3 separate regions of the Mus musculus genome follow, and all the other regions are linked to region 3. The links are chromatin loops, found by intact Hi-C in ENCODE. Cell type or tissue: heart. All regions are shown on one strand.

Region 1 (8,000 bases), 1.1 Mb after region 3:
GAGTTACAGAGACAAAGTTTGGAGCTGAGACGAAAGGATGGACCATCTAGAGACTGCCATATCCAGGGATCCATCCCATAATCAGCTTCCAAATGCTGACACCATTGCCTACACTAGCAAGATTTTGCTGAAAGGACCCAGATAGAGCTGTCTCTCGTGAGACTATGCCAGGGCCTAGGAAACACAGAAGTGGATGCTCACAGTCAGCTATTGGTTGGATCACAGGGCCCCCAATGGAGGAGCTAGAGAAAGTACCCAAGGGGCTAAAGGGATCTGCAATCCTATAGGTGGAACAACAATATGAACTAACCAGTACCTCCCCTCCCCCGGAGCTCGTGTCTCTAGCTGCATATGAATCAGAAGATGGCCTAGTTGGCCATCAGTGGAAAGTGAGGCCCATTGGTAGTGCAAACTTTATATGCCTCAGTACAGGGGAATGCCAGGGTCAGGAAGTGGGAGTGGGTGGATGGGGGAGTGGGTGGGAGACTTTTGGGATAGCGTTGGAAATGTAAATGAAATAAATACCCAATAAAAAAAAGAACATTAAAAAAATGAAAAAAAAAAGATACTGAGAAAACCAACCTACTTATCTTCATGGGCTAGAGGCCATTATTTATAATACTCCAGTTTCATGTGCCTGGAATTCTCTTAAATCTTTCATGATATGTTTGATCTTCATATGACTTACTTAAAAATAAATTCTTCAATTCTGTCATTAATTTAAGTCTCCAACTAAAGCAATTATTTTATGACAATTTAAAGTTATTCTTGGGCTGCCAAAATCAGCACAAGAAACAAGAGACAGAAGAATCTGTAGTGTGAAAGAATTTAGGGACCCACATGATCAAGGTTAGGTGACTCCTGGAAGTTGAAAGGACATGACACACTTGAGAGAGATTATAAAGCTGGCACAAAGGAAAACCGAGGGCAGATGAGTCCCCATGTGAGCTATCTAAACTTAAGAGCAATGGGTAGTAGTAAGGAGTCAGAATGGTCACAAAAATATAGTCAAAGAAACAGAATTCCCAGCACTGCTTGCTAGAGTAGATGGCTAGTGATGATGCCCCCACTTCTTATATATTGGCTGTCCATAAAATAAATGTGCATGACTCAGAGAGCATCTGTACTTACCTCCAGTTGAACTCTGCAAAGAAATGTTCTTAAAGTCTTCATCTCCGCCATCTATACTCCCAATACTGCTGTTAGTGTGACTTGGCATTGAAGCAAGGAAATGACTGTGTGTACTAACAACCACAGCAGTAATACAGCTTACATTTCTATTGCTCTCTCCTATGATTGTCAAAGTGTTTCTCTCAACAACCTCAGGAGGAAGAGGAGACCTTTTGGTTTTTCTATTTGTCATATAACAGAGCTATGATCTGCACGATTTCACATTGACCACCTAGAAATGAGAATTCTGATGACTGAACATGTTTGTTTTGAGATGACACCAGAAATTAAAGGGTCAGGGAAGATAGGAAGCTCAGAATAACATTTATTTTAATCAAATTAAGTGTACTGTAGTCCTCATGGAACTTAATCTGACAGTACACTGCATGGTAGGTTACCATTACCTCCAGTGTATGGATAAGCAACTGCACAACATGGAAAACTTAGTTTGTTATCTGTGTGGCTTACAGTAAGTAGTCCAAGTACCCCAAGACCCACTGACCTCATTATTAAAGTAGAGATATTAGTAACCAAATTCATGCAATTATTGTGTATATTAACTGGATGAAGTGGGTAATGTACTTGCTTAAGAAAAACAAATTGTATAAACTTTATGTCTGCTGGTGATATGATTAAACTGTGTTGCCCCACTGGGGAATTGGGATAGATAATATTACATTAAAGGGCCACCTGTATTGGTTTAAGAAAGTTCTCTGAGTTTAACGTTAGCCTGATACACAGAAAGTTTCAGGACAGCTGAGCTTAGACAATGAAGGAAACCATCAAATACAGAAAGCTGGTGATGATATAACTGAATGGGGGTGTCATGTTTCTGCCCCAGCAAGAAGCAGAACTTGGCAGCTTCAACTAAAAGGTTCTGAATTTAGAGTCAAGAATAGCAAAGCAGGTTATGGAATCTCCCCCCACTGAGGAAAGCCACTGAGGCCAGGCATATGTCAGTGGTGTTCCCTCATGGAGGCCTAGAGAAGCCATTGTGTCAAGCTGTGAAGGTAAAACCTGGATTGCCTTGGAGACCTCAAAATGTTGGAGATGCCAGAGCCATGGGATACCTGCCTAGGAAAGCTCCTAACAAGGCGTGGAACCAGCCCAGGAGAAAAGAGTGTTCTGCAATCAGCAAAGCTGAAAGAAGTTTGAGATATGAACATTTTGACATCAGACATAGAGATGCAAAGTTTGGAATTTGCCTATTTTGTTTTTAGTCTTGCTTTGGTCCTGTATTTCCTCACTAAGCTTCCTTCCCTACCTTTTATTTTTTTTGGGGGGGGAGGGGGGAAGGGCGGTAATACATATCCTGTACAATTTTATATTGGAAGTATGTAATCTGCTTTTTGATGCTGATTTTTACAAGGGATTGCATTGAAGAGACTACAAGAAACTCTGAAGAGACTTCAGATTTTTAAACAAGTTTGAGACTGTTATAGACAATGGGGACTTTTGAAGTTTGGACGAATGCATTTCTGCATTATGATATGGCTACAAGCCTCTGGGGACCAGAGGGTGGAATGTAGTGGTTTGAAAATAAAATGTTCCCCATAGGCTCATAGGGAGTTACATTTTGGGATGTGAGGATTTGTTGCAATGGGTGTGGCCTTGTTAGAGGAAGCATGCTTCATTCTCTTCCTGCTGCCTGTGGATGCAGATGTACAACTCCTAGCTCCTTCTCCATCAGCATGCCTGCCCGTATGCCACCATGCTTCCTGCCATGATGATAACAGCCTAAACCTCTGAACTGTATGCCAGCCACAATTAAATGTTTTCTTTTATAAGATTTGCTGTGGTCATGATGTCTCTTCACAGCCATAGAGACCCCTAACTAAGACATCACTGAAGCAAACTATAACCACCATCCAGTTCTCTGAGATGCACTGCTCAATGGACTACTGTGAGAAAAAGGCTAACACTAATTCTCACCAGGTACCCTTCTTCCTACCCACGGGAGCTGCACACAAGGCATCTCCCCTCTACTTAGCTATTATCAGAACCACAAACCAGAAAATCTTTTGACTGGCAAGAGACCAAGACATCAATTTTCATCCCACATCTGCCTGAAAGAGTAGGAGTGATGTTATATTACCAGTGACATTTTCTCACTGGAAAGATTGCCTGGATCATATTTATATTTATTTTCCTAAATGCAATATTCAAACCACTAATAGAACAAAATCTACTAATTAAATTTCATTCAATAATGCATTTTTCACCTTAGCTTAGCGGTGTCCTTGTACATTTCTGCCAGGATACTGCTAATAATGTCTTATTTAGCTTATAAATGGTGCTTATCATCAAATTCAAAAAAATTAACAAGCATCAATGAGCCTAAAGTGACAGCACAGTAAATAATTTGAAATGCCTCCACACTGTAGACCTATTTTTCTTTTTTGCTTAATTTGATTTCATTTATTTATTAAAAATTAAGCATATGGATTCAGAATGATGCTAGCACGGCTGCCATGGAAGTCCCTGATGCTGCCAACATGTCCATAGAATAGAAGAAACACCCAGCAGACTAGAGGCTCACCCCTTGAAGGAAAAACATTTCACAGCCCCCTAGCACCATGACTGGGCCCATTGCATCTTCTCCAAGATGGTTTTTGAACTCTGCTTCATCATTATTATTATTAATAATATTATTATTACTGCTACTGCTACTACTACTACTACCACTACATTTGTTATTCCTGGTTAAATTGACCTTCTGTGGTTAAAGTGAATTACTTGGAAGAGGTCTACAGTTTCTATGCCATTGGGTAAGGTTAATAATCCCCTTGTTGTGTGTCGTTCTTTGTGCTCATAACATACTTGAGACTTAAGAAGGACCTGGATGGTATTATCCCAGGCCAAGTACATTGTGTAGTAGCCTGTGACATGTGATCTCCACAAGCCTCCTCCATAGATGTGGTAGGTTACAATTATTCTGTTGTACTGACCAGGGAGCTATGGTTGAGAGAAGCTAATCTTCCATCCCCAGTCACAGTAGCAGCACACCCTTGACACCCCCAGGCTTTGTGACTTGACACTTCCAAGCTTAGGTATCCTCATTTGCCCTTTCTTCTCCAGCCACACTGTCACACATTTCCCAGAAGACAGAACTCCCATTACTATTGGCGTAAGGTCTCTGTTTGTGTTTATATTTACTAACTAAACATTATCAGTTCCGCTATTGGTCATTTATCTATTCCGATCAAATACTTAGCAAACATTTGTTTTGTATCAGGCTGAGTTATAGACATATACATGGCAGAAATGAGAATTCTACCCTCTTGTCATTCAGACTCTGGCATGTGCATGTGGGTGGTAAGTGCTAGACAATAAGGAAAATGAATGGTTATATTATGTAGTAGAACTGGGAGTGTTAATTGGAGAGCCGAGTAATAAAGAAAAAGCAACTAGAAGATTATTAGATGGACAGTGGTGGCTGAAAGAAGAAATGCCAAATTTGGTTCCCCGATTCTGCTTTGTGGACTCTTTCAGAAGGTTGATGCTTTTACCTCCTCCTCCCTGGTACATTTATTCCATAGATTAAACCTACCCCCAGTATAAGAGAGAATAGGATTTCTGCAGGTCTTCTAATTAGCTAGAGCAACGTTGACATCCAGTGGTGAATTTGATTCATCACAGGTGCCCACACTTAATGCCTATATCTCTGACTGTCAGGGGGTATATGGAGTGAGTGTTGGCCTGCTGTTTCTATGCAGCTTGGCCTGGGGTACCTCTACACATGTATACTCTCTTTCCATGCTTTAAACTAGTCTTCAAGAGCATGCAGGTTACCATAGCAATATGCAATAGCTAGTCTATATCCAAGGCATGTGTGTGCTCAAATTTGCTCGCAAACTCACTCATACACACACACACACACACACACACACACACACAAAGGCATCAAACTACCTAATATCTGTATATACATATTCTAACTATGTCCTTGCAGATGTTTGTATATATGGTTCCTATATTACTTAAAAACATTAGCCTGATGACACGGTATTCTTTCTCACATGGTCCCCTCTTTATCCTTAGAACTGTGTTGTAAATAACAAGGAAAGACTACCACCCTGTATCCTACAGACTTTTCCCTCAAGCTAATTCACAGTGTTGTTTCCACTGAAGCAGAATCAGGTATGGCTGAACTGGGCTTCCTTGCTGATCTGCTCATAGTAGCTCGGATATCAGCAGAAGCCTGCTGTCCCTGCACTGATGACAGTTGATTGCCTTCATCCAGGGGGAATAGTCATATCTTCCCAATGCTTGACCTGGAGAAACCAAAGGACACAGGACACTGCCTGGCCCTAAAGGGCACCAAGTCCGGAGCAGACATGGTCAGAGACAGAATAAAACTTCAATTCGACTCCCCACTTCTTTTTCTTTAAAGGCAGGACCCATCAGAATTTACAAGCCACTTACTAATTAATATTTTTTTGTGTATCCTAGTAATTGCCATGCATTGAAAACTTGGAGACAATTGTCTCACTGGAATCTGAGGCTCAAGCCATGCTACAAAGCTACATTTTCAAATCCCTTTTACCTCTTGATATGAGGAAAGAGAAGGAGAAAGAGGACCCTAAACTAGTTTAACACAATGCACAATTAAATATTGATTGGAAATTCTTCCTACGAATTTCCCCTCTACCTCCCTACCTCCACAGGGAGGTGTCTGGATGTGATTCCTAAGCTGTCCCCATACAGTGATTACGTTCATTAGGACACCAGCCTTGTGGTTAAAGCACTTTCCTTACTGCTGCACGTTTAATTAGACAACTCTTCCCCAGAAATTATTTATAGCCAGGCTGCAGAGCTATTGTTAGTCCCAATGTAAATAAGATTCAGGGCGGGAGTCCCAGTGCGCTGCAGTGGCTGGCACTGCCGCCATCAGCCCACTCCTGGTGCACACTCGGGGACTGCTTCCAAGCCTTTACAGCTAGATCGCTGCTGTTTAAAACCCCTGGCGTGATTCTCTAATGAAACTTTTAATACAAGCCCTTCCAAAAGACTGGGAATCTACCAGGTCAGTGTGAGTGCACGGAGGAGGAGTTAAGAGAAGAAGGGGAGGAGCTGGGAGAGACAGGAGCTGCCTCCAAGGCAGTACTCAGCTTTCCTAGTTCAGCTAGGGAAGTGTGCACATGATCTGTTTTAACACAGCCATCCCACATACAAGCAACTGCTTTGGGCACTGATGGTTAAAGACCCAGATATGGATTTTCAAGTATAAAGCTGTGTTTGCAGTCTGGGCTGGTTGAAATGAATGTCTGGGGACTGGGAGGTAACCTGTGAGCCCAATGCCCTTTCAATACAGTGTACATTAAAAGTGTTGAAGCTGCTTCCAAATCCAGGGCTTGGACTTGGTGCTGGCATGATGAGGGCAGCATCACCTCTGTCTGCAAGATGTTCATAATCAGGTGAACACCATTAGTGTGTAATCAAAGTAAACAAGAATGCTATTTGAAGAGCTTTTCATATCAGCAACCATGGATTGTCCAGGGCCCTCTGGATACTGCCACTTTGCATCATTTAATGAACTGCCTTAGGAATAGAATGCTATTATTGCAATGCCGGTGCCAGACTTTTCATTGCTGTGACAAAATGCCTGATGGAGTAACTTACAAGTGAGGTTTCTCTTGTCTCATCTGCTCAGAGGTTTCAGTCCATGGTCAGTCTGCATTGCTGCTTCTGGACAGGGATGAGGCTGAGCGCCATGGCAGGGTGGGCAGGGAGGGGCAAACTCAGCCAATTACCTTAGGGCTACCATCAGACAGAGTATTAAAGCTTGAGTATAAAACATACCCTGTGGGCCTTTGTATTGAAGTTGGTCCCCAGCCAGGTGCTCTGTGTGGAAGATGTGGGGGATCTTTGGGCAGTGGGCAGAGCTGAAGAAAATAAGTATCTAGAGTTGTCTTTGATGGGTATATTTGGTTCCCTCTCTGTCTGCTACTGATCTGTCAAGAGCGCATAATCTTCCCCATCACCTGATCCCATGGCCAGGATGTTCTGCGCAAGCCCACGTAGCTGAGCACCCAAGGACCGAACCCCCTCAAGCCCTGCGCAAGCCCACGTGGCTGAGCACCCAAGGACCGAACCCCCTCAAGCCCTGCACCCAAACAAGTAAACCTCTTCAGGTTGTTTTCCCTCCGTCTCTGCCATGGTGATGCAAACGCTGCCTAACACTGAGAGAGCAGAACAAATCCCAACCTGGCCTTGGATATCATATTCAAAGTGGCTTTCTCTCTTAGTTAGGAGACTGATGGCCCCCTCACAGGTACACCTAAAGGCACGCTGAACATCTCTTCATGGACACTTCTCACAAGTAAGCTTGCAATCAAATGAACCACAGCAACCCTCACTTGTCAGCAGCTACACCTGAAGCTTTAAAAAGTACCAATGACTCTTGATATGCAACAATAAATATCCAGCAATGTGTCCTAGTTTGGCCTCTGTTGCTGAGACAAACACAATGACCAAAAGCAACTTGGGAAGGCAGGGGTTTGTTTGGCTTATAGAACCCCATAAGAGTCCATAATTGAGGGAAGGCAGGGCAGAAACTCAAGCAGGAACCTGGAAGCAGAACCGTACAGGAATGCTGCTTATTGTGCTTATTGATTTTTCCCCTTTGGCTTGCTCAGCCTGCTTTTTCTTTTTTCCTCCCTTCCCTTCCCTTCCCTTCCCTTCCCTTCCCTTCCCTTCCCTTCCCTTCCCTTCCCTTCCCTTCCCTTCCCTCCCCTCCCCTCCCCTCCCCTCCCCTCCCCTCCTTTCCCCTCTCCTCCTCTCCTCTCCTTTCCTTTTCTCTTTCTGTTATTGTATATTTTCTTTATTTA
Region 2 (8,000 bases), 51 kb after region 3:
AGTGGCGGTCAGGGATGGAGCTGCTGCCATGACAACCCCGGCGGTCGGGGCCCGCGCGCGTCGGGGCTGCTCCCGGGAGGAAGGCAGCGCGGAGGCCGGGGGCGGCCGCTGAGCGTGGCGTCCGCGGCTCCGGTGGTGCCGACTGCGCTTCGTCTTCTGCAGCGAGCCAGAGAGCGGGCTAGGGACCGCTGCGGTCCGCCCCTGCCGCGCCGCTCCAACCTTGCTGCTGCGCTGCAGAGACAGCCCAAGCTGCAGCGCGAATCTGGGCTCTGAGCAAGTTGACCGTGGCTCTGCGGCAGGATTCCCGAGTCCGGATTGCAGGAAGCCGGCTTAGCAGGCGCCTCCTTGCTCCCTCCGTGCCGCCTCTTGCGTGCTCTACTTTCCATCTGCTATTGTTCCAGATTGTTTCTGGCGCCGAGCCTTGCTCTGAAACTTAAGAAAGTGCTGGATTTCCTCTCGTTCGACTGAGGAATCGTAGACCACATCTGGGTAGCTGGATTCAACCCAGCCACAACCCCGTTGGATACCAAAGTGCTTACTCCTGTCCAAAGTGCCATGCCTGAACTGCTACGGGGAAGAGGCAGCTTCTGAGACCCGCACCTGTGCGCCTGCTTGCCTGCCTTGCGCTTCTCCTTCCTGGCCACCTTCCTGGCTACAGGCAGCACGGAGAAAGTCCGCCTCGGATGTGTGTGGAAACTGGTTCTCGGAGGCTGCGAGCTGAGGCTGGATTTAGGGGAGGAATATTAGACTTGGAGGAGTCTGCGCGCTTTTCTCCTCCCAGTGCATCGCGCGGTCGCCGCTAGTTCATCGCTGGGTCCCCGCGCTCACTCCCCACCCCACCCACTTCCTGTGCTCGCCCGGGGGGCGTGTGCGTGCCACTACCGGAGTTCTGGGAAGTTGTGGCTGTCGAGAATGGGGGTCTGTGGGTACCTGTTCCTGCCCTGGAAGTGCCTCGTGGTCGTGTCTCTCAGGCTGCTATTCCTTGTACCCACAGGAGTGCCGGTGCGTAGCGGAGATGCCACCTTTCCCAAAGCTATGGACAACGTGACGGTCAGGCAGGGGGAGAGCGCCACCCTCAGGTAGGGAACTGCCACTCTACTAAATGATGATTTGTTTCGGCTGGGGCAAAGGGGCAGGGGTGCGGGTGTGTGCTCTGGAGCAAGCCAGGGCTAGTGGAGAGATCCCTAGCTTGCTGCGCTGCACAATTCCTGGATGAGCTAACTGCTCTACCAAGGAATGTGGCAACCTCAGGGTAATGCTAGGGGAGAGCTGTGCTTTCCAAACCTGGCTCCTTTGACCCAAGGGTTTGTTAAAGGTGAGGGATAGCTGTCTTATTTTGAAGCCAATGGTCCTGCTACTGCCTTTTCCCGAGCCTGACAGCTATGGTGACCTGGGGCTTGGCTGAGACTCAGCATGGATGATCTCCCTGCTGAAGTTAATGAGTCCCAAAGCAGGGATCTGGCTTGGTGTGGATGCCCTCGCACTACCCGTGCCATTGAGAGTTGCCACAGGGTCTGGACTCTGCAAAAAAAAAAAACCTCTTTTCCTGAGCCTGGATTTTACTAACGTTTTTTTCCTGGGTTGTCTGTTCCATGATACGGTGGGCAGAGGCAGATGTGATTTCCTGTCTGAATGTGGCTTTTGGACACTGGTACCATGGACTGTGATTTGTCTGTGGAGAATGCCTTCTACACGAGTGGACCGTGCTCTGATTGTTATGCATGCTCACCAAAGCAGCATGTACAAAACTTGGCACTCAGCAAACCCTAAGCTTTAGTGTTGTGTTGGGTCGGTTCTGGGGTTGAGGGTTGCAAGCTCTGGGGAGGAGGAGGAGAAGAATCTTAGCTACATTTTGTGCTAAGTGGGGCAAGACTGTCTCCCTCGCGATATTGCTACTGAAGCACTGACTCCATTTCCAGTTGATAAAACCACACCACTCACAGGAGGGCTACACGCCGGATGATTGTAATGGGAAATTCTCATCTCTGGAATTTTTAAGGGAGCAAGCAACTCTCCGTACCTCTCCTTGACTTAGTGTGTCCTTTTTAATAAAGTTTTAAAAACTGGCCAATGGTACTGACTGCAGGCAACAGGAAACTATTTTCATCCTCTAACGTGGAGATTCTTGGGAAATGAACCTTGGCCTTGGTGCCAAATGTCCTGGTTCCATCAGTGATGAGCTTGGAGTACCTGTGGACTGTGCACAGGGTACCCACAGGACAGACGATCTTGGGGAGTGAGTGCTGATATTACAGAGTTGAGTTGTGAGGACATTTTCAAAAAATACACGTGATTTAAAGAAACCACACAAGGGGCTGCAAACATCCCCAAATCCTTTGTCTTTGAGGACCTAACTCTTATGACTCCAAGGAACTCCTGGTTACTTATTGTCACATGAATGAACTTTGTAGGGACTACTTTAGATTAAGATGAACTATCTGGTTTTAAATATGCATCGGTTCCAGACTTCTTCAAAACAAAGACAAACCTCTAAACAATATAGTCAAGAAAATTTAGTGTTCTGTAGATGCCCCCTCTGACCCTAATCCTTGGCTACAGGGAGCAGACCTCCAGGGACAAAATAGAGACACTATCTATGGTGGATTGTTTTAGATACACATAGACACCTATCCACACACAGAACAGTGACAAAAGAGAAAAGAAGTTGGTCAGTGACCTAGAGATCTGAAGCTATCAATAGACCTCCACAGTGACTCTCACATTCTAAGGGAAGCAAGGGGATTGGAGTGACCAAAATGTCACCCCAGGACAGCAGTAGTCCCATAGTTCAGGAGGATATGGCCTTTTGAGAGTGACTGTATCCAGCAGGTGCCAGGGCCCTGGACTTGTTTCTAACAGGGCATTATTATGTATTGACTGCTTTGCTCTTGCCGTAGTCTCTTTCAGACACCAGCGTTTGTTTACAGTTTCGCAGACAGTTCACACAGTGGTCTTGTTTGAACACAAACAACACTATGAGGATATGGGTGAGGCTGCTTCCCTATATATACATCAGGATGGTCACCATCTAAGCTATGCTGTGTCAGGCCAAAAGACCGAATATCTTTGCGACTTTCAGGAGGGTGGACGTCTCAGTGGATGGAACCCTAAAACTGAGGGATGAGATGATCCAGGGTCTTCTTTCTGATCAAGAAATAGGGGCTGAAGTCCTCTGCTCACATGGAAGGCCACCCTGCAGCAAGACTGCAGTTCCCCTCATGACCAGCAGAGGGCTTTCTGCGCTGGTTACTTTTTATTTGGCTTTGTTCTCATCAGTATTATCCTGGAGGTCTTTTGTAGTCCTTAAAGAGAATAAATGTCTCAGCAACAAATTCTACTTTGTAGAAACTTTAAAAGTTTATCTAATTATCTCTAGTGATCTTTCTGGAGATACTAGGAAACAACCGCACTGGCAATCTGTACAGAGTTGCAGGCCTTTCTAAACTTTCCATCTTGGTGAGATCACATGACACAGAATTTTAAACTAAATATCCCAGTGTTGTTGAGAAGTCGCCTTGTATTAGGGAATACTAAAGTGCTTTATATAATATCCTATCTGTCATTCAACCTCCTAACATTATAAGTGAATTCTAATAATAATCATTATGAAGTTGCTACTATTATCACATTTTACAGATGAGAAAACGGAGGCATTGGCATGAAGAATTAGCCTCTCTTGGAGAATTTTACTGTTAAATGAGGAGATGGCTTTACTGTTAACGTGCTTGCTTTGTTCGGAATTCCTGATGGATCCCTAGTCTAACCTCTCCTCTCGCAGGAAAAAAAAATTATTTGATGAAGGTGGAATAGCTAGGAATTTTTGAACTGGGTCTAGCAGGAGGTTAACTAATGATGATGTTAGTAAGTTGAGTAGTATTATCACTTATTGACCAGCCTCTATAGTACTATGAACTATTACAGTTAATCTTCCCTACTCTCTGAAATTCATTTAATTATCTCCCATTTTATGGATGAGAGAGTTGAGACTCAAAGAGCATCATTTATCTGAACTCCCAGCAGTAGCAAGCAACAGAACTAGACCATGTACATTGAGATTTCCCAAGACTTATCAGGGCCCAATAAACACCGTGTCTTCCTACTTCCCCAGTGGGGATTAATGTCTGCCATCATTTTCTTCTTTGTAGTGTTGTGTAACTGTCTTTCTGAGTGGCCTGAGTGTATTATGGGAGAGCAAAGATCACACCTTTTAACGTCATGAGCTCCCTCACTAAACAGATGAGTTAAAAACAAAACAAAACACTCTTCACGCCTTCCCGGATTTCTCTGACTTTCTTTTGTATGTTAACAGTGATCAAACAATAAAGATTTATTGTGTGGTTCTCTCAGGAAAGGTGCAAAGCCAAGAGATGAAGTGTGGAAGGAGTCCTGGGTGCACTCACCAGGGCCAGCCTGTGAACAAGATAATCCAGATTAATACATGGGGCTAGGATGGCAACAGGGGAGGCTCTGAGCACAGTGCCCCCTGGTGGAGGGAGGCTCTCAGTGGTTAGGACTGAGAACAAGTAGAGATGGTACTAAGTAGCTCAGAACCCAAGATGGCTACTGGGCTAGTCAAGCTCAAGTACAAACCTTGAGGAAACATCAGAATGCCACTCAATGGCTCTGCCCAGTGAGGAACCTTCCACTAATAAAACAGCTACTACAAAAGTGAACTATTTCCTGGGTATGGGAGCAAGCCAGAGACTGTCTCTGCTCCCTGTCTTGTGTCTAGAGTTGTAGTGGCTCAACCATCATGTTTTTTCGTGGATGAGTTAAAGATAGAAAGTCTGACTTAATGTACAAGATTAAGGCTGAGTTTTTATATTGCAACACCATAAAGTACCACAGAAGATTGTGGTAGATCTAGAGATTCCCCTTCCAGATGTAGAAAACTGGGTTCTTTATGGGTCTCTGATAGTTCCTGAGATACTCTGAGGGTCCTGGAAGGCAGAACTATGTCTTCCTTGGGTGTTTATCCCAGTGTTTAGCATATGGCTTTGCCCAAGGGCTTTACTTTGGTTGTCCTTACTACTAAGAATAATGCTATCCACAGTTATTTCTGATTTTGCCCCAATTCAAATGTCAACCCCCGCCCCCCCAGCGCCTTAGTGTTTTCACATTGGCTTACCAGAGTGGCAGCTTTCTCCTGAGCACTCATCTCTGTCTGAAGTCATTCCATTCTTTTGTTTGGTTACCTTCTTCTCTAGTACAGTGAGTTTCTTGGGGTTAGGTAAACCCTCTGGCTTATTTAGCATATTGGCATTCACCAGTGTCTTTGCTACAGCAAGTGATCAACACAGTACCTGTACGAATGATTGAAGAAGTGTGTGTCTGAGATCACTCCCCTCCCCACTCCCCTGTCTCTCTTTACCTTGTGTCCCTTGACCTGGGGTGTCCTCGGTCTACCATCACAGTTGCCCTGGTCACATGTGATGTAGGGTAGTTCCTGAGGAGTTACTTGTGTGCTGGTTCCAAATACATGCCATCTGTTGAGCTGAGGTCTCCCTGAGCTGCACACAGATGGGCTGTGCTGGGAGTTTGTTCCTTATTTGAGATCTGTGCCTTCCTCTCTGGCAGGCCACTTTACTACCCAGTCTTCCAATCTTTGGGGGAAATGTTCCTGATGCTGTGCCAGATGTACCTTAGAGAAAGTAGCCTACTTAAGATGAGGAGGAGGGCAGAAAAACATCCCCTTCCCAGCATCTATTTTTAGAGTCCCCTGGCAGCAGTTGTCTCATAGTGGGACTATTGATCCCTGCTTATGGGTTCCCTCCTTCCGAATAGCAATGCCACGAAGGAAGCCTGCCTGGGCTTCCTTCCTTGCCCCCTCTCAGAGATGCTGACTGTGCTCCCCTGAGGAACAACTCAGGCATCCAGCCTGTCTACCATGGCTCTAAGGAACATGGGCAAATGCTCCCTTGCATGGAAGTTTCTAGAATTATGCTGAGCCCACTGAGGAGCTGGAAACCAACATGGGAAACATGAAAACTCAACTAACTATGGGACAGAAGGGAGGATGTATTGGGTTTTACTGGAACCCAAAAGGGTACAGAGAGGCAACCCAGTTTTCAGTCTCTCTTCCATTTACCAGAAGTACTCTGTAGAAATAGTTATCGAAGGACACACAACATTTTGAAGTGTGGAAGAATTACAGGGACCGTGAAGGTCAGCCACATGGTTTTACGTGTAGTGAAGGTGATGACAATCAGTCTTGCTCCAGTGTGAGAAAAATACATCCAGCATGACCTCCAATCTCTGCCTCTGGGCTCACCAGGCTGTATGTGCCTAAAGGAAAGTGGCTTTGCCCACTGAATAATAAACCATTCTGAAGATCTATTGGGTGTGCCTCTGATACAACTGGTTTATTGAGTCACTATGTTCTCAGTTCTTACCTAACTCTGCTTTCTTTGGACCAACGCACAGTGTTACATGACAGTTCTGATTCTGTGTGGGACAAGCCTGCTTCACCTGTGCTAATCCTTGGGGTTTAGTGCTTTCTCAGTGGAATCACAAAAGAGATGCAGTTGTTGTTCTAATACAGACCAGAAAACAAAAGTGGGGCTTTCCCTCATATGACAAGATCAGGTAACAGGCTCCTGGGCCTTGCTTTTGGACACTTTCTCTGCCAGAGAGCTGGACCCCTTTTATGCATTTTACCTTCTGAATCAAGTCCCTCTGTTCCATGAACCTAGTATACTTGCTTGCTCTTCCTTGAGTAACAAGGAGTTCCTTTTTTCATGAGCTTTGATTTCAGGCTTGGGCATAAAGAGGGTTTATGTAGTTTGTGGCATGGACACACAGAGAGTCAGTCTGCATCCCCAGGACCCTTTTCTGAATCCTGGAGCTGAATGGTTTTGTTCCAAGGAAGTATTATTCCAAGTTCTACCATTGATCTTTTGCTTCAGATATCGACAACCTTGGGCTTTACACAATCCCTCAAATATTTTCAGGTGTTTTCCCAGAGCAGGACATCAAACGATTCGAGATAGAAACAATTCTATAAGGATGCCATAGTTCAGTGCATCTGGATGCCAAGTGGTTGAGGTCCAATGGGCAGGGCTGGGCTCTATCTATCTTTCTTTGTTTTCCTTCCTTCGTCCTTTCTTTCTTCCTTCCTTCCTTCCTTCCTTCCTTCCTTTCTTTCTTTCTTTCTTTCTTTCTTTCTTTCTTTCTTTCTTTCTTCCTTCCTTCCTTCCTCCCTCCCTCCCTCCCTCCCTCCCTCCCTCCCTCCCTCCCTCCCTCTCTCTCTCTCTCTCTCTCTTTCTTTCTTTCTTTTTCTTTTTTCTTTAGATATGTGGAATAGGACCATTCACATCTCTTCTGGGTTATCATGGAAAAGCATAAAACTAAATACTATTGATATGTACCTATTCTTTAGGGCTGAACATTTCACTAAAAATCATTTTGTTTCCAAAGGAACAGGAAAGTTGGTAAATTTCTATTATAATTGATAACCAGTAAAGATAATAGAGAATACTACCAATAGTATATGTATCTGTATGCATGTAGAGATGTATGCAGATGCTAAAAAACCAAAACCAAAACCAAAAAATAGTGTTTTTAGAACATGAAAAATGTACTGGGTTTAGGATGCATTTTCAGATTTCTTGTTCGAGCAAAGAAAAAAGATAAACAGAAATTTAACTGAGTGACAGCTGGTGGAGACAAAGGTCTCGGACACAGAGTACAGAGTTCCAACTTATATTGCAGTGGGCGTGTGTTGCAGGACAGAATGGTGCACAAGAGGGAACATGAGCTTGGAGTCAGAAGCCTAAGCAGCCCTGATGTAGGCATCTTTTCAGTGTGATGTAGGCATCTTTTCAGTGTGATGTAGGCATCTTTTCAGTGTGTTTTCAGACAAAAAACATTAGTCTCTTTGTTTGAAGAGAACAGTTGCTACCTATCCCATGATGTGTTGGGTGAAACTAAAGTAGTGCAAATGACTTTATGCATAATGGTATTTTATATGACTATATCGACATATATAAACTTATGTATAT
Region 3 (8,000 bases):
AGGTAACTCAGAATATGCGCCTGCTATTCAAGCTTCTCTGCTTAATCTCCAGAACCCACATAGAAAGGCAGGGCTGGAGAGAGAGGCAGCCAGACAGGTGGATCCCAGCCAGTCCAGACTAATCCATCAACGAGCCCCAGATTCCAGGCAGGGGCCTTGTCTCAAAACGTAAGCCAGATGGCTCCTAAGAAACAACCCTCAAGATTGACTTCCAGTTTGTACACGCACATTCACCTGCACACCCACCCGTTCACACCTCTCCCAGCACCTCAAGAAAAGCAGCCAAGCAGGCAGGGAGGGAAAGTCGTCACAGTGAAGCAGCGAGATTTCCCTTAGGGAATTCCTGTTCGTATGTGTGCTGGTTGGTTGAATCTAGAATGCGTCTATCGAAGTTTCAAGCAATAGGTCCTAGTATGGCACTGTGAAGAGGTGATGGAACTATTATGGATACGCAAGATCATTAGGTGCTGGTGCCCTCGGAAAGGAATATGGGACCTGGTTTCAATCTTTGGCTCCTTGTCTGGGAGATGATCTCTCCACAGACATTCTTCCATGATAGCAACATCAGCCACAAAGCTCTCAGAGCAGAGGTAATGGTAATGCGATGCCCTTGGGCCTTCAGGGGTATGGGCTAAGTAACCTTTTTCTTTGTAATCCAGCCTTGAGGATTTCATCATAGCCTTGAAAAGTGGACTGATACGGTGTTTCTCCCTTCTGTACTTGTGTCCATTAAAATGTGCTTTGAGACAGATTTCATGCTCACTCTATTGATGTCTTGATGTCTCCATTTTCATTTCCTGGTTCCTCTACATCCTGGTCCTTTTTTTTTTTTTTTTTTTTTCAGGCTTAGGTTAGAAGATATTCTTGGAATCCTTTTGACTCTACTATGCAGCACCCCAGGCCTATTCAGAGTGTCTCCAAGAATGACAGTGACCTGGGCCCAGAAATGGTGATTGAAGTCTCTCAGGCACACCTCAGATTCACCAGCACTAGGTGATCTATTCTTGGAGCTGTAAAAATGCAACCCAGTATGAAGTCCAAGAGCAGGAAACTAATGATGGCATAGTGGGAGAAGGGTTCTTCATGTGCTTTTTGAGATTAGCCTATAGGCCACAACTGCTGAGAGCCTCAGTTCTCAGCCCAGAATATAGGCAGCATGAGTGCAGTCTTAGTTGTGTTCCTTTGAATCTTCTATTGGTGACCCCCTACACACACACACACACACACACACACACACACACACACACACCCCTGCCACCCACTGAAATCACACTGCAGGCTCAGGATCTTCTGCCACCTGTCAAACAGGAATGTGGCCACTATAGAGCTTGCATGGGCTTGGTCATACTTTGGATTCATTTTGATTCCCTCATATTTAAAAATCAGATATAGTGACGGTGACATGGTGTGTTACTAAGCATAATCAAATATCACATAAACCAGTGAGTGTCCTATGAGGGAGTCCTAGGAATTGCGTTAGCCTGTGGGAATGAGGTTGGCAGAATGGCTAATCAAACTTGTAAGAAGACTCAATACGTGCATGCTTAGCCTAAAGATGCAGTAGTAGGAGGCAGGAGAATGAGAAGGAAGAAAGAGTAGTATCAGTTGTTGAGTTAGATCAATCAAAGAGTTAGCCTGTGGCAGATAATTGGAAGAACTGGCTAGTTTGGTATAGACTGTTCCTGTCTTATGAGTAAAGAGTTAGAGAAGAATAGAAGAACAAAGAAAAACAGACCAACAGATGAAACAGAGATCAATAAAGACAGAATTCGCTGGGGAGAAAAGCCTGTTAAATGTCTGCTCTGTCTATGGTGGGGCTGGTCACTGGAGTTTGCCAGATGAGGGCCTCGATCTCCTGCTGCTGGAGAGGGTAATGAGCTGGGCTGACCCAAGACATCCTCTCATTGGACTAAGCAGTTTCAATTAAGTCTATCACTCGAGCTAATTATCATTTTAAACTTGATTCTCACTCGCACTGTCCCTCCTGCACTAAGTGGATCAGTTAATGGTCCCAGTGCACAGCAACCCAACACCGGAGGCTTCCTATTATTTCTTGGCCTCCAGCAGGGACCAAGGACTTCTAGAGTGTTAGGTTTCAAGGGGGAAACTGGAGTGCTAATACCCTCTTTCTGTTTCACAGAAACAAAGGCTGAGAGCATTGGGAGAGCGCTCAATTTTGATTTTGATATAGTCAAACTTTCAGCTACATCAAAGAGGCTCTCCACATGCCATGTCTGACCAGGAGTGCCTGGCATTGTTTGAACACAACTAGGGAGAGGAAGCTTGTCACCTACTGGTCTTTTATGGGACAGTTCTGTTAGTCAGAATGTCTCTGACTGTTGGGTTAACATCTGCCTCTTGCTAACTCCTGTGATTTAATCTCAGCTCTGCCTTCCTCTCAAAGTTTCTGGCCTGGGTAGCCCCTGGCTGACTGGTCCTGTCAGTTTCTGTGTTCATGGAGGCAAGAACTGTTCATTATCCCTTTGCGACACAGGGACTGCGCTCTGTGACACTATGTTCTTTACCACGGGACCCAGTCACGCTTTATCACAGTGTCCACTAGGAGACAAGGTCTACATGCCCTGAAGCCCTGGGCCTGTAACCCATTCTTGATAAGAATACTGAGGCTTATAAAGATAAAGTGGCTTACCCAAAGCCACTGGTAACAAATGGCGAAAGCTGTGTTTCACAACATCCATGCAAACAGGAATGGAGAATGCAGTATTTCCGAGTTAGGAATGTACTTATGAGTGTGATAGAAACTGATGTTTGAATGTGGGTGTGTCCAGAATCCCCGTGAGCATGTGTTGAGACGGACTATGGCTGGTGAGTGTAAAAGCAGTCCAAAGGCAGTTGCTACACTTTGTTCACCCTAGGAGGGAAGTAAGAGTCAGCTGCCTCCTACTGCCCATTTACCTGCTGGTCAAAATAAACTAACTAAGTAACTAACTACAGACCATACCAAACTAGAAGATTTACTATAGTCATGTACATATGCATGACCTGGACTGGTAGATCTTTCTCTCTCTCTCTCTCTCTCTCTCTCTCTCTCTCTCTCTCTTACACACACACACACACACACACACACACACACACACACACACACACACAGAGAGAGAGAGAGAGAGAGAGAGAGAGAAACTCACTCACGAATATAAGCACCTGAATAAAACTGTAAGCACTCAACATTACCAATGCACTACACACCTCTCATGTGTGCAACATGGGCAGCACACATGTGCTTTCTAACACCGTATACACTATACCCACCTTCAGACATGCAGATCACACATATACTATATCATTGTACTATAATTTGCACACAAGGAGATGCCTCGGGAATTTCACCATTCCTTTTCTGTTCAGCCTTGTTCCAGATGTGCAAAGGGAAAAACCAAAACAACAGACCAAAGCAGGAGTGTCTATGGGGTCTATAGCAGCCCTTTCTGTCATCGCTGACATCTATGGAGGCTACAGCAGTTGCCATAGAGATGCTACATCTCAGTCTGGGTTCCGTAGGCCGGAGAACTGGGCACAAATCAGAGACCCTGACCCGTTTGTCTGCAGCCATAGCCAGCCACTTTGTCAGAGCTCCAAAGCCCACAGGAATGGAGAGTCAGGATTCAGAACCCATCTCACAGAATTCAGCTTGTGCACATGTGTCCCCTGCATATCTGCGTGGGCTAAAAATACCTGTGCCCTGCATGGCGCCAGAGATCGCTGACAAAGGCATTCGTATTTGCAGTCGAGACACCCTTGGATTACTTCTGCAGTAACCTCTCTCACATTTTAAACAGGTTGGTTAGAGCCATCACTTAGTCTGCCTCCAGGAGGCAGCCATTAAGAGATGTAGCTGGGAATGGCATTTCTTTCTTTCCTTTTTTTTTTTTTTTTCCTTAAAAGGTTTTTAAAAAGTGACTATTTTCATTACAGTGTCGTAAATTTTCTGGTTTAAAAATAAAATTCATTTGAACTTAAGCTTCTTTAGACAAACTAGTGTCTTCAGGGAAAGTAGGTTAATAGGAAAGGTAGGAGGGGCCAGCTTGTCTCGCCAGTTGTTGGGGAATGCAAGCTGGAACACAGTGAGGCTGCCAAGATGGAGTGGGGGGGGGGGGGAGCAGGTGTAGGAGTGTTGAAAGCAGGGCTCCCTCTCTCCTTCCAGTCTCCTGGATTCTTGAAGAGAGAGCAGGATGCAATCATAGGTTCTGTTATAGGCACAAAGGTAAATTAACCAAGAAATTAACTTTTCAGATGTCCAACCATGAGCCCTCCCAAGTACTCCTCCTGGCCACCTGCTGTTTGCACTTACACTGGGCTAAGGAGGGAATCTGGTTCAACTCTCACCCCAGGCCTTGCCTCCGGGCAGGCTGCAGGGCTCCAGAATTAGAGGGCTGGGGGGGAACAAGAAGCCACCCAGATATAGCAGGAAGGTGCTTGCACCTTGTACATCACAGGAGGTGGCAGAAATTAATCTCTCTCTCTCTCTCTCTCTCTCTCTCTCTCTCTCTCTCTCTCTCTCTCTGTGTGTGTGTGTGTGTGTGTGTGTGTGTGCGCTTTCCTCTGTATGCCTGTGTATGTATATCCTTGTATGTGTATCTTTCCCTGTGTACTTCTATGTTTGGCAGAGTTTCTATGAATCTGTGTTTGTGCATGATTATCTATCAGCTTTTCTCTACCTGTGTCTGCATCTTCCTAGTTGCACATGCGTATTTTTGGGTGTCAGTGTGTGTCTATGTGTGTGTATGCACATTCACACTCTTGTGAGTGTGTTTCTATGACTGCAAAGAGAAGGGTGAAATGTGGACAGAGGTGTTTGGGGACACAAAATAAGGTCTTAAGTACACAGAGCCCACAGGCCAGGGATCCCACCACCAGCAGATGGAGCTGTGGGTACAAGTTTGAAAAAGGCCAGCCTGACTGCTGGCCTTGCAGTGCTAACTGAAGAACCCCTAGCTCCCCCTCATCCCAACCCCTTAACCTCCCCAGCCCCCCACCCCCACCCCTCGCTGTCAAGACTGTGTTTGGGAGCCCACTAATCTGCCTCATACTCCTGCAACAAGGAAATCCCGGGGACAGCAGGGCTGCGCTTAACTGAGGCTGTTTTTCTTGGGCTTGGTGGAGTCACAGGATGAAACTAAGAGCTCACTAGCTATTCCATGCCTTATGGAGAGAATTATACTGTTAGGTAAATGAGCCCCCAAAGCACAATGTGCCCCTCATTTCACAGATAAACAAAAGACCTTAATTCCTTTGTGACTTCGGTCACCTTGCCCTAAGGATCTCTCCCTCCCGCCCCCCCACCCCGCCCCTTTTAACTTTGACCAAGATCTATCAAAGACTCTTCCTCTTCTCCCAGCCCCACCCCCACAACCCCCACCTCTACCCCACCCCCGTGTGATCATTCTTTATCTGCAGTGAACTTCTTACTAATAGCTAGCTCCTATCTGATCTCTCTGTCTGAAATCCTTTCTGGCTGCCATTCATTGTAGACTAGATTCATCTTCCCCACAGAGCTTGGATCCTGTCTGGGTCTGTCCAGATATTTCAGCAGCTTGCACCAAAATCAAGTTCAAGCTAGCTCACACTTGAAATAGCAGTATCCCTGACTCAGTATGCCTCATTTCTCCAAGGACAACCCCTGCTCCATCTTGTCTCCTATGCATACCTTGAGCTCCAACTGTCTTTCAACCTCTGTTAATTTTTTTCTGTTTTATTTACCCATTTTAAATAGTACTTCTGAATGGCTCTATCTCCTCCAATTTTATCCTTTACATAGTACACCTTTCCCTATAATACTGTCCTGATGACATCACTAGACACACCCTTTGCCCCAGGTTCTACAGACCTTTCATCTGCACCCAGTGCTATCCTGTACCCCTTTCACAGGTCACTGTGGTCTTTGATACACATGGCTGATTCTGCAGTTAGCATGGCCTTCTTCACTGTATTCCAACCATCACTGTCCACTGGAACTCGTGAAAGCTCTCCAAATAGGTGAACACAAGCCTAGCAATTGTCGTTATGTGTTCTCCTCCTTTTGTACTTACTTTATAAGAAGTCTGTCTCATCTAGGTCAGTTTTGGAGCCCGATCATCTACTGGTCCAGCCTATGGCCATCTATGTGATGAGTAACAGCTCAGTCAGTGTATTTCCAACATGCCACCCAAATCCCACAACAGTAAGAAAGTGATCATACAGAGACAGAGATGAAAAGGTCATTGTGATTCTTGCTGACACCCCATGCTAACATCCCACTCTCATGAGAACTCACCAAGGTCCTGTAAGAACTCCCTTACTTCCTCCACAGAGCAGTACCTCCAATGACCTGATGAGATGCATGAAGCCCCACCTCTTAAAGGCCCCACCACCTCCTACACTGCACTGTGGTATGGAAGGGGTGGACAAACTTCTAATACAAGAAGCTCTATACTTTTCTTTTTTTAAAAAATTGGGTATTTATTTCATTTACATTTCCAACACTATTCCAAAAGTACCCCACACACTCCCCTACCCACTCCCCCACCCACTCCCCCACCCACCCACTCCCACTTCTTGGCTCTGGCGTTCCCCTGAACTGAGGCAGCAGTTTATATGGGCCAGTCTTTCTCCCAGATCAGAAATGGAAAAGGTATGATCACTGTTTTCCTACTATTAGCTAGGTGACTACACACACAAACACACATACACACACACACACAGACACACACACACACACACATGCTGGCTTCTGTCACCTAAGTGCTTAATGGGTGGAATAAGCCAGGATTAATAGACTCCCACTTTTAAAGTTTTTATACTATCCCCTAGTGTTCAAAGTTTCTTTCTTTGTTCAGAGTCTCTTTCTTCAGAGACTGCTGGGAGGAGAAAGGGGATGCTACCCCCAACACAAGCCTCCTGTCCTCACATGCACCTCACTGGATCCTCATTGTTTCTGAGGAGTGCTCATCCAGCTCAGGCATCCAAGAGTATTTCCAAAATTATTTTCTTCATTTCAGTTCGAAGACGTTCATGTTCTCTTTTTGGGATGCATGCAGAACGCAGACAGGAATTGCAATGATCTGCCACCACTGACATCTGTTCGCATCCTGCTGCCTCCCGAGAAATTGGCCTGTCCTATCCTTGTTCATCCTTCGTCCCAAATAAAATTTAAAATGACTTCAGATGGCTTAGGCAATGCCAGCTCTACGATTTCCAAGTGCTATTTCTAAAACTTCATGTATGTTCTCATTTTAGGTTATTCTTAGTAAAATTATAGTTTTAGAAACAGAAGGAGACTTTGGTGAAAATTTGAGAGATAATTTAATTGTAGATCCCAAGGCAGATGCTGCTGTCTCATACTTACTGTCTTGTCCCTGTCATTTCTCATCAAAATCAGACCTTAGAATTCCCACTGGGGTGGGAGGAAGCAACCAGCTCTAAGTAGTGACTCTTCTGTGATGATTGACAGGCCTCTCTCTCTCTTCCATGCTAGGGCCCCCATTCTTGCTTTGGGGCAGGCTTCCATGAGGACTATTTGCTGTTCAGAAACCACATGATTTAATCCATACCACAACTCTACAGTTCAGATACCAATTTTATAAGGTGAACAAAATGACACAAAGAAACTTGAAGTAACCTTGAGGTTCTTTTTCAGTAGAATGGTTTAATTATGTGAGCTTGATGCCTTCATGTGCCCCCCCCCCCATTGTCCCTCAAATTCCTTCCATACTCACCTCTACTTCACCTTATTCCAACTTTATATACTATTTTTATTTTTATAACCCACAAAATACAGTTTGTTTTCTCGACATGTTCAATGGCAGAGAAGCTTTCAATTAAAGTACAATCTGAAAGAATCTGGGAATTCTTGAATGTTGCCTAGTATTTTCTTCGAGAAAGGCATCTTTTGATCCCATGAAGTAATTTTGAATACTGATAAAGCTTTACTTTATATTATTTATTATATCATGTACCACTTATTACTTTTTTACTCTTAAGATTACAGTTACATTTTTCCCATC

What was found. Hi-C counts contacts between places; a loop is a spot of excess contacts. Peaks named below come from ENCODE experiments on the same cell type or tissue, not always from the same donor. Only the 100,000 strongest peaks of a DNase experiment are listed, where the experiment ranks them.
Region 1: it touches region 3 in a loop (5-fold over the local background); 2 of 42 quality-filtered maps call a loop at or near these places.
Region 2: a loop joins it to region 3, with 4 times the contacts of the local background. A loop is called at or near these places in 11 of 42 quality-filtered maps.

The regions. Positions count from the first base shown.
Region 1 is chr9:28,334,879-28,342,878 of GRCm38, reverse strand. The region is part of intron 1 of Opcml (opioid binding protein/cell adhesion molecule-like); the gene reads right to left. Among named protein-coding and RNA genes, the nearest start is that of Gm39313, 57 kb to the left of the region's middle. In heart, a CTCF peak has its summit at 4,764; no DNase peak of the experiment used is centred here.
Region 2 is chr9:29,404,635-29,412,634 of GRCm38, reverse strand. Ntm (neurotrimin) reads left to right here. Exons shown (of 7, transcript NM_001357602.1): 1 at 1-1,079. The coding sequence starts at 913. Among named protein-coding and RNA genes, the nearest start is that of Ntm, 4.0 kb to the left of the region's middle. In heart, CTCF peaks have their summits at 1,081 and 4,483 (motif pointing left); no DNase peak of the experiment used is centred here; H3K4me3 peaks cover 2,210 bases; H3K27ac peaks cover 930 bases; H3K27me3 peaks cover 1,160 bases.
Region 3 is chr9:29,455,267-29,463,266 of GRCm38, reverse strand. It overlaps a transcript of Ntm not described here. Among named protein-coding and RNA genes, the nearest start is that of Ntm, 47 kb to the right of the region's middle. In heart, a CTCF peak has its summit at 4,865 (motif pointing right); no DNase peak of the experiment used is centred here; H3K27ac peaks cover 199 bases; H3K27me3 peaks cover 256 bases.